Regions from separate parts of the Homo sapiens genome. Here region 2 is linked to region 1. Evidence: read pairs that join two places in POLR2A ChIA-PET (ENCODE). Cell type or tissue: K562. All regions are shown on one strand. Each heading gives the region's core, and the rest is flanking DNA. Links, peaks and the distances in the headings are about the cores only. Region 1 overlaps LOC285762 (a long non-coding RNA gene). Region 2 overlaps LOC105377975 (a long non-coding RNA gene).

The links. ChIA-PET counts read pairs that join two places held together with the same protein. Peaks named below come from ENCODE experiments on the same cell type or tissue, not always from the same donor. Only the 100,000 strongest peaks of a DNase experiment are listed, where the experiment ranks them.
Region 2: POLR2A ChIA-PET joins it to region 1 with 6 read pairs; 3 of 35 experiments call an interaction of 5 or more read pairs at or near these places.

Annotation. Positions count from the first base shown.
Region 1 is chr6:119,478,487-119,482,888 of GRCh38, forward strand. All of the region lies in intron 1 of LOC285762 (a long non-coding RNA gene), which reads right to left. It overlaps LOC107986525 (a long non-coding RNA gene), which reads right to left. Exons shown (of 3, transcript XR_001743825.2): 3 at 1-1,821. Among named protein-coding and RNA genes, the nearest start is that of MAN1A1, 130 kb to the left of the region's middle. In K562, for the core only: no CTCF peak of the experiment used is centred there; a DNase peak (open chromatin) is centred at 1,995.
Region 2 is chr6:119,642,735-119,647,136 of GRCh38, forward strand. All of the region lies in intron 2 of LOC105377975 (a long non-coding RNA gene), which reads left to right. Among named protein-coding and RNA genes, the nearest start is that of MAN1A1, 300 kb to the left of the region's middle. In K562, for the core only: no CTCF peak of the experiment used is centred there; no DNase peak of the experiment used is centred there.

The sequences.
Region 1 (4,402 bases), core at 81-4,080:
CGAAGGTAGGGACTGCTGCTTTACTCACCTTGGTATCAGTTGCAATATCTTGTGCAGCCATATGAAAAGCACTTATAGTGTCCTTAGTTGATAATTTAAGTTTAATGGATAAATTAACTATTAAGCTTTTTTTTTTTTTTTTTTTTTTCTGTTTTAGACGGAGTCTTGCTCTGTCGCCATCCAGGCTGGAGTGCTCTGGGGTGGTCTCAGCTCACTGCAACCTCCACCTCCCAGGCTCAACCGATTCTCCTGCCTCAGCCTCCCGAGTAGCTGGGATTACAGGCATGTACCACCACGCCTGGCTAATTTTTTTTTTGTATTTTTAGTAGAGACAGGGTTTCACCATGTTGGCCAGTCTGGTTTCAAACTGCTAACTTCAAGTAATCTTCCTGCCTCGGCCTCCAAAAGTGCTAGGATTACAGGCGTGAGCCACTGTGCCTGGCCAATTAACTATTAAGTTTAACTGATAAGTTCACTTTGCTAGATTACCTGTCATAGCTCCCAGGAATCCTATATTTTGAGAAGATAACCATAGAATTAGGTCTTAAATACTTCCTAAAGTCTCTGACTCCTGTAGGGGACTAGCTGTCCTTAGTACAACCATAAAATGATGGTATCCAAAATTGTTTGGAAAAAGTATTATGTTTTATATATTACTGTTAACAAATAAAGATCAAAATGATTCACATGATAATTATTGGGGGCAGGGAAGAATTCGCCATAATTTTTCCAGTGTTTAGGACTATAAAATTCTTAAGTCTCATCCTATTTTTTCTTCTCCCTCTGCAGGGAACTTTGCCCAAGCTTACCGTTTTTCCCCCGTATATTCTTCTGCACCCGTTTTTCACTTGTGTGTGAGGTGGTGGTGGGAAGTTTAAGGAATGAAAAGGATGCCTTCTCGTGGGAAGTCTCTCTAAACTACATTTCCTTATCTCCTTTACCCCATCTGCTCAATTCTAAAGTAGCTACTTGCCCCTAAAACCCTGCAGGAGTTTTAGCAGCAGAGAACTGCTGATTCCAGGCTTCAGAGGAAAATCAACAATTTCCTCCAGCCAAAACAGAGACTGTTTCTTTGGGAGGCTGTTACACCTGGAGACTGCACTTCCTGGAGCACCCTTCAGCAAACCAGACCACCTTAGGCAAGATTTTGAAAAACCAGACAGGTGCGATAATGAGGACTTTTTTTTCCCCCAGATTTATGACTTTATTGATACTCTCTCTATAGACTGGCTATATAAGAATCCACGCCCCATAAGCTGAGTAAGCGAGGACAAATCTGACCTAACCTAAGGAAGTTATAGATTCAAGAACTAATGATTAGTAAGTCTTCATCTTAGGACCAAGGGATTGCTTATGCTTATTGGTCCTGCTATAAGGCCAGGTCGCAGTGTCTCTCACCTGGATCTGCTACAGTCATGATTGAAAATTGCTGACTTACACAGGTAATAGACTCTCTTTAAAGATATCTCTCTAATGTATTTACTTTCCAGAAAGCAAAATGCCAGGCTGCTAACAGATGAGTTGTTTGTACTTTAAAAGTTTACTGTTCCAGTTAGGACATTCTTGATGGTATTTTGTATTCTCTTTGCAGTGCAGCCAGCTGATTCATGCTGTATTCTGAAGGTTATGAGTCTCCATGTGATGTTAAGAACTATATGTCTGAACCATTAAAGAAGAAGTGTATAAAATGCAATGCTGCTCAGTGGAAGTATATGAACCAGAAGTATTTCATTTTATGCCACGGCTCTGGTTACATTTGTAGCTTTTGAGCACTGGCATGTCTTCTACTTTCTCTCACTTTTGGAGTTATAGCTGTCTTCTCTGTTGGAAAAACATAGAGCAAGGTTGTTACCAGATAAGCTTTCTGTATTTATTAGATATATTTTCAATTCAACTCAAAAATGCCTATATCTACTGAGTTACTGCTGTAAGTAAGGTTTATGGCTAGATGCCAAGAGGCCTACCAAGCTGATTATGACATAGCTCCTGTTTTTTTTTTTTTTTGGTGGAGGAGGGAGCTTGTAAGTACACCCATAACTGAAAGGCATGGCAGAATGTGCTAGAGATTCTCAGAGGAGTACAAAGAAATAGATTCAAAAAGAAGGGAGAAACATTTGTTTAGAAGATGTGGAAAAATTGCATGAAAAAATATCTTTTGAGATGTGCACTGAAAGATGAGTAGGATTTGAAAAGACAGAGCTTGTTCAGGGTAAAGGAATTCCAGGAAAAAGGAACATCATGAATTCAGCTATAAAATCTGGGAAAGTGTGAAGTACAATTGAAGAAGAATGGGTAGTCATGGCTGAGGCCTTGGGGGCTTATAGAGGAATAGACAGATCTTTGCCCATCTAAGCCTCCTACTCCCCTCTCTAGTGTATATGAGTTATAACCCAATCAAAGACTACGTTTCCCATATTACTTTGGAATGGAGGCAGAAATGATGGGTTATTTCCAGGCCTCATGTGCCAGTTAGATATTAAATTATGGGATAACCTTGAAAGCCTCATATTGAAGTTGATATAGCTTCTGTCAGCTTGGATGCTGAATGACTGAGTGGAGCAGAGCACTCCCTACCTTTCCTTTCCTACCTTGAGTAGGAAAAGGAAAAAAAAATCCCTTCAGTGTGTTAAGCCACTGAGATATTGAGTTTTCTTAAGGCAGCTGTTGTTTACCTTTAATGTGGCAGTTAAAAGGGAAGGATAGACTTGGCCTATGTTTTTACAACTCAGCATGATATAGTAGAAAAAACTGTAGTCTAGAAAACATGGATTTCACTTATTTATTTGTTCATTCATTCATTTGCTCATTCATTCATTCATTTGCTCATTCATTCACTCATTCATTCATTTCATATTTATTGAGATTTTACAGACTGTCAAATCTGAATGCTGGACATGTTATGATTAACAATGCATAGTTCATGGCCCTATGGAACATACGGTGGAGTGGAAGAGAATGAAATATAACCAGGCTGTGAGGATACACTGCAATGTCTTATTTCCCAAAGTGTGGTCCTCAGACCAGCAGCATCAGCGTCACTCAGGAGCTTGTTAGAAATGCAGAATCTCAGGCCCCACTCTCAAATCAACAGAATCATAGACTGCATTTTTGACAAGATTCTAAGGTGATTTGTGGGCACATTAAAGTTTGAGAAGCCCTGGTAAAATGAGTGGTATTGTAGGGACAGGCAGGGGGCAATGAGGACTCAAAGAAAGGACACTTAGACTTGAAAGTTTCCAGAAGGCTCCCTAGACTAGATGGCAGCTAAACTGGCTTGTGAGCAGCACGTTTTGGTCATAAAGATTGTGCGAATTTGGGTAAGCCACATATGTTCAGCTTTGATTTTCTTGTCTATAAAAATAGGGATAGTATTACGAGGCTGTTTTGAGCTTCAGGACCTTCCAAGATTGTTTTGAAGCTCAAATATATGTAAAAGTAAGAGTGATTTGAATACTCAAAAACTGAATATGAATGGAAAACTTATACTTTTTCAGCGACAGTTAAATTATAGAAAAGATGTGTTCTTTGGCATAATAATGCATTTTAGCAGTGTTTAGTAAGAAAAAATATCTAGTATGGATTCTTTGTTTTGATTAAACACAGAACTGAAAGAAGTTTTTCCTCCTACTTATTGCAGAAGGGTGTAACATCTGAAAAATAGGTCTGGTATGTTGGTCAAATAGAGTGTCTGCTGGAGTTGGAAAATGCATTCTCTTGGGGTTTGTGCAGTCTGGACTTCAATCATTTGTGTTCTTATATAGTGTATCCAAAATATACATAGAGACAGTGGGAAGGGACTTTCTTCTGGCTAGGGGAAACATCAATTCCTTGACACAAACAAAAATTGAATTAAGAGTTTATTCTGAATTAATAGTACTGAGGAAGGTTAATGAAAAATAAACAAAGAGTAGTCATTAATTAAAAATATTAGCAATCCAGTAATATAGTCTCCGTATGGAGCATCCTCACTACTAACAGGCATCTTTAGCATTTATTAGATTTCAGGCAAGGCTCTCTTTAGTAGCCTTTGTTCAGGCACACAAAATGACCTGCTCCTTTATACTTCTGTACTTTTAAACAATCTATTTATTTATTTAGATGGAGTCTCACTCTGTCACCCAGGCTGGAGTGCAGTGGCACGATCTTGGCTTAATGCAGCCTCTGCCTCCTGGGTTCAAGCGATTCTCGTGCCTCACCCTCCCGGGTAGCATGTGCCTGCCACCACGCCCAGCTAATTTTTGTATTTTTAGTAGAGACGGGGTTTCACCATGTTGGCCAGGGTGGTCTTGAACTCCTGACCTCAAGTTATCCACCTGCCTTGGCCTCCCAAAGTGCTGGGATTACAGGCATGAGCCACCTCAACCAGCCCTTCTATGCTTTTGCACATGGTTTTTCCCTTTGC
Region 2 (4,402 bases), core at 279-4,278, 160 kb after region 1:
ATTTGCTTATTTTCTCCATGTTTCAATTTTACTAACTATAAAATAAAGCTAGATCTGCCCACTAAGCTCGCAGGGACTTTCTTTTAGCTTTATCAGTGGCAGTGAATAATTTCAATCTGGCCTTGGAGTCTGAAGAAGGAGACTGAGATGTGGTAGAAATTCAGGAAGTGGAGGGGGTGCCAATGAAAATATGTGGATCTAAGGCAGGTAATCTCTGATGAAGAGAGAAAAATCATAGAAACAGAAAAAGTGAAATTATCAGAAGCCCTTCCTTCCAAAACTTCCATAAGCCAGCCATGCATGAGAACTTTGAATAAGAGGAAAGGCAGGGCGGAAGTAGAGAATAAGAATGGATGGAGAAAGAAAGGCAAGGAGACAATGAGAAGGGCAAGAAAAGGGAGAGAAGTAGAGGCTGTTATGTTATTTTATTTTATTTTTACATAACAAAATGGTTGAGAAAATATAGAAATAAAAATATCCAACCTCTGGGAGTGGAGTAGACAACCTAAAATTTGATTGAAAGGAGTAATTGTCCAGAAGTCATATTTTTCACTGCATAAAAGTAGCTCTCTGGGAAGAGAGCAGTATGTAATGGAACCCTGATTAAAGTCAATTATAATAAACTCAAGGAACATATTCTTAATAATTCAGATTTGATGTCAATGTTAGCTTTCAGAAAATTGATGCTATTTTAATGACAGCCATTAGAAGAAAAAGGGATTTAGAGCACTTAATAGAACACTGTACAGAACAGTTCTGTTCATTCCCTCCAGGAAAATGTATCAGGATGTAGGAATCTTTGTTCTCTATTAAATGTCATAGGGGAAGGAACATAGGGTGTGGTTTTAGACTAGAGGATATAAGTATGAAACCAAACCAAAGCGAGGGTCTAAATGGTATTAACTCTGAAGCAGATGCCTGTTGTGCTTAATTACACCATTTCCTTTTTCTGGGCACTTAAGTTGGGGCAATACCTCTGAGTTTTAGCTAGTGAGATGAAGGCAGAAATGTCCCTTAAAACATTCCTCTTGACCTCTCTCTCCACTACTCTCTACTTCTGCAGTGATCTTGAAGGTCAAGCATTGCAGTTGGAATAGCTACAAGTTGAAGGAGGGCAGCCCTATCAATGCCATGCTATGTCCAAATGAGAAATAAATTGAAATTAGACTAAACCAATAATATTTTGTGGTTTATTTGCTACTTTAACAGAGGCTAGCCTATAGTGACCAGCAGAGATTCTGCAGGCATGAAGCCATGGTCAATGACTTGCTACACGCGGAGCTCAGGAAAATATTTGAATGTTACATTTGGTAAGCCAGCGTGGTTAAAGGGGCACATACAGGGCCGCAAGAATGCCTTCTGTTGAAAAGCAGATTAAGAGGGAAGCAGATGTTGCTGGAGTCATTTCAAGGTTTCAAAATTTGTTTAAAGCAGAGCCCAAAGAATGATAACTGCCCAGATGAATTCAAGCAAGCCTTTCAAGGCTATCGGAAAAGAAAGAAAATCAGACCCGATATACCATCGATAGCAACACTGAGGCAGCATCTGAGACCAATTGCTGGTGCTGTTGGGTTCTGGTTGAGATTCTGTTTCCTATTGTTTAAAAATTAGTGAATAGGGAAGGTTTTCCTGAAGAGAAATTATTGTAGAAAATAGAGAGTGGGTAATACAGAAAAGGTAGATAGCTGTGCATTGGAGGCCTGATACAGTCAGTTACCTGCTCTGATCTTTCCTGGCCCCTGCTAAAAATTGTAATGGGTCCTCTGTCTTCTCCCTAAAGCCCCATACATGTTTACCATACTGGATTGTTTCCTGTTGCCCAAATGAATCTTCCATTCTCCTAGTTTAATGGCTTCACTTATCTTGGTTTCCCTGATGGACATGCTCTTCTTTCTCACTTTTTCCTGATGAAATCCCAGCTCTTTTTCAAGGCCTAGATCAAATGCCATCTTCTACACAAAGGATTTCCTGTTGATTCTAGTCTATCATTTTCTTCCTCAATTCTCTCATAGAACCACATAACTTTCTGATACCACTTTCCTTCTACTTGTACTGTAGTTATTTGTATTTATGTCTTTTCTCTCCAACTATTTTGTAAACTTCTTGAGATCATGTTGAATTTATTTTTTTGTATGCCACGTAGTACAAATCAGAATTTCTGGTCTTAGTGTGTGATACATAAATGTTTAATTCAATTGAAGATAATTGAAGAATAAAAAGACTAATTTCTTTTGGCATTACTAGGCATGAAGACATATTAAATATGATAAATTAGCAGAATAGTGTTATAAAAAATGAAGTGAGATGAAGGGAAAAATTGGTAGCCAAACAGTTCTTAGTAAATATAAGGTGACACAAATAATGAAATATTATAAATTAATGATGGTGGGATAGTTACTTTGATATTTGTTTAAAAAATAGGAAAAAGAAACAAAATTGGTTTAGATCTTATCTTATACTCTACCAAAACAAATTCCAGAGAGAAATACAGAAATAACAATAAAATAATCAAGCCAGAAAATATAGAAAAGATTAACATCTATTCTGTGTCTAGATTTGGAAGGACTTATAGCCTTAAAAGCACTGGAAGAAATCATAAAGAAAAAAATTATAACAGACTTTAAAAACAAGTTCAAACAACTTTGGTACTTAAAAACAAACAATACAAACCATAATTTAAAGACAAGCTTCAACTCGGGGGTGGGGGAAAATATTTGCAAGGAATATCATTAAAAACAGAATTTATAACCCTAAAGTATAAAGAGCTTACATAAATTAGATGAACAATAGGACTACAACAGTACTTAAACTGATAATTGATAAAGAGAAAATAAAATGTTCAACCCATTAAAGAAATGCAAATTAAAAGAACAATGAGCACCAATTTTTGACCTATAGAAAATATTAAAGATTTAATGTACTGAATTTTAATGTGGGTCAGTGAGTCATTCATTTATATAATACTAATGGAAGTGAGAATGTTCTAGAAAGCAATTTAATAATATGTATCAATAGACTAAAATATTCATAACTACTTACTGATTAATTCCACTTTTAAGAATCAATACCTAAAGAAATTTTGCACATAATGATGTTTATAAAAGTGTTATTAAGAATGGTGAATATGAGCAACAATCTACAGTATATATTCAGCATGAGGAAAATTAGTAAATTATAACATATTTAGAGAGAAAATTGTATGTAGTCTCTGAAAATAATTTTTATAAAGAGTTTTGAACGATGTGAATAATTTCTTATGATATGATATTGAACAAGAACATAAGATATAGTATACCTGTGTAAAATTTCATACAAAGAAAAGTTTTTCAAAACATTTGTGCTGGTGTTGGCATAATACATGTATTTTTCTCTTTCATAATTTTCAGATTTTCTCAATAATCATGCAAAGATTTTTAGACAGAAAACTGTAAGCAAAATATACAAATTTTTAAGACTAATGACTTCAATACAAAACTGGGAAAGTAAGATGATAAAGGACCTACATGTACAAAATAGAATTTGAATTTCAGAGTATTTTCAAAGGCCTTTAAGAAGGTATGGCATTTAGAAGAACATTCAGTTTGCATAGATTGAAGTAATTTTAATAGAGGGATCACTTATGAAAGTAGAAGAGATAGTTCATAATCCAAGGGCTACCAAAATGAGAAGCTGTTTCCACCCCTAGAGCTGAGGTGGCAATGAGATAGAGTGGTGACAAGAATCAGAAGAGGGTAGCTGTATGGAGAAGTTTGCCTAGCAGGGTCAACCAGTATGCAGAGATCAGAAGGGGGAGCAAGGGGCATAATGACCTCAATTTCACTTGCCTCCTACTTGCCAAGCTCCTGCAGATGCTCTCCATTGGGTGACCCCAACTGGAAGTTAGGGACCAAGGGGGCCTGTTGGTGCAGATCAGCTTCCCAAGGCACGTAGCAGAGTGGAGGGAAGAGAGGAGATCAGAATGATAAATGAAAATACGGCACAGATGCTGTGGGAAAAAAAGAAAAGCTTGTCATGAAGGATCTCATAATGCATTCTTTACAAACAAATTGTTGGTTAAAGTCAATATGAGTTGGGGAATTGATTAATTGAAGATCTTCCAATGGAAGAAGAAGCCTGATCAATAAGGTTTGTTGCATATGCTACACATAGCAAAAGATTTTTGGATACAGCTAATATTGTGGGGGAAATAAAACAGGCTATAGTAACAAACAATTTATAAACTCTCATTAAAATGAAAGCAGAATGGCAAAGACTCACCAATTTAGGGGTAAAAATTTCCTGGAATAGCAAAAATGCTGTAGCTTACAGATAAATATGTGTTTGAATCAGGGAAAGAACTAAGAAGGTTAGGACAAATTGTAGTAAAGAGGATACAGAAACTGGTGAGGTGAAAATGATGGTA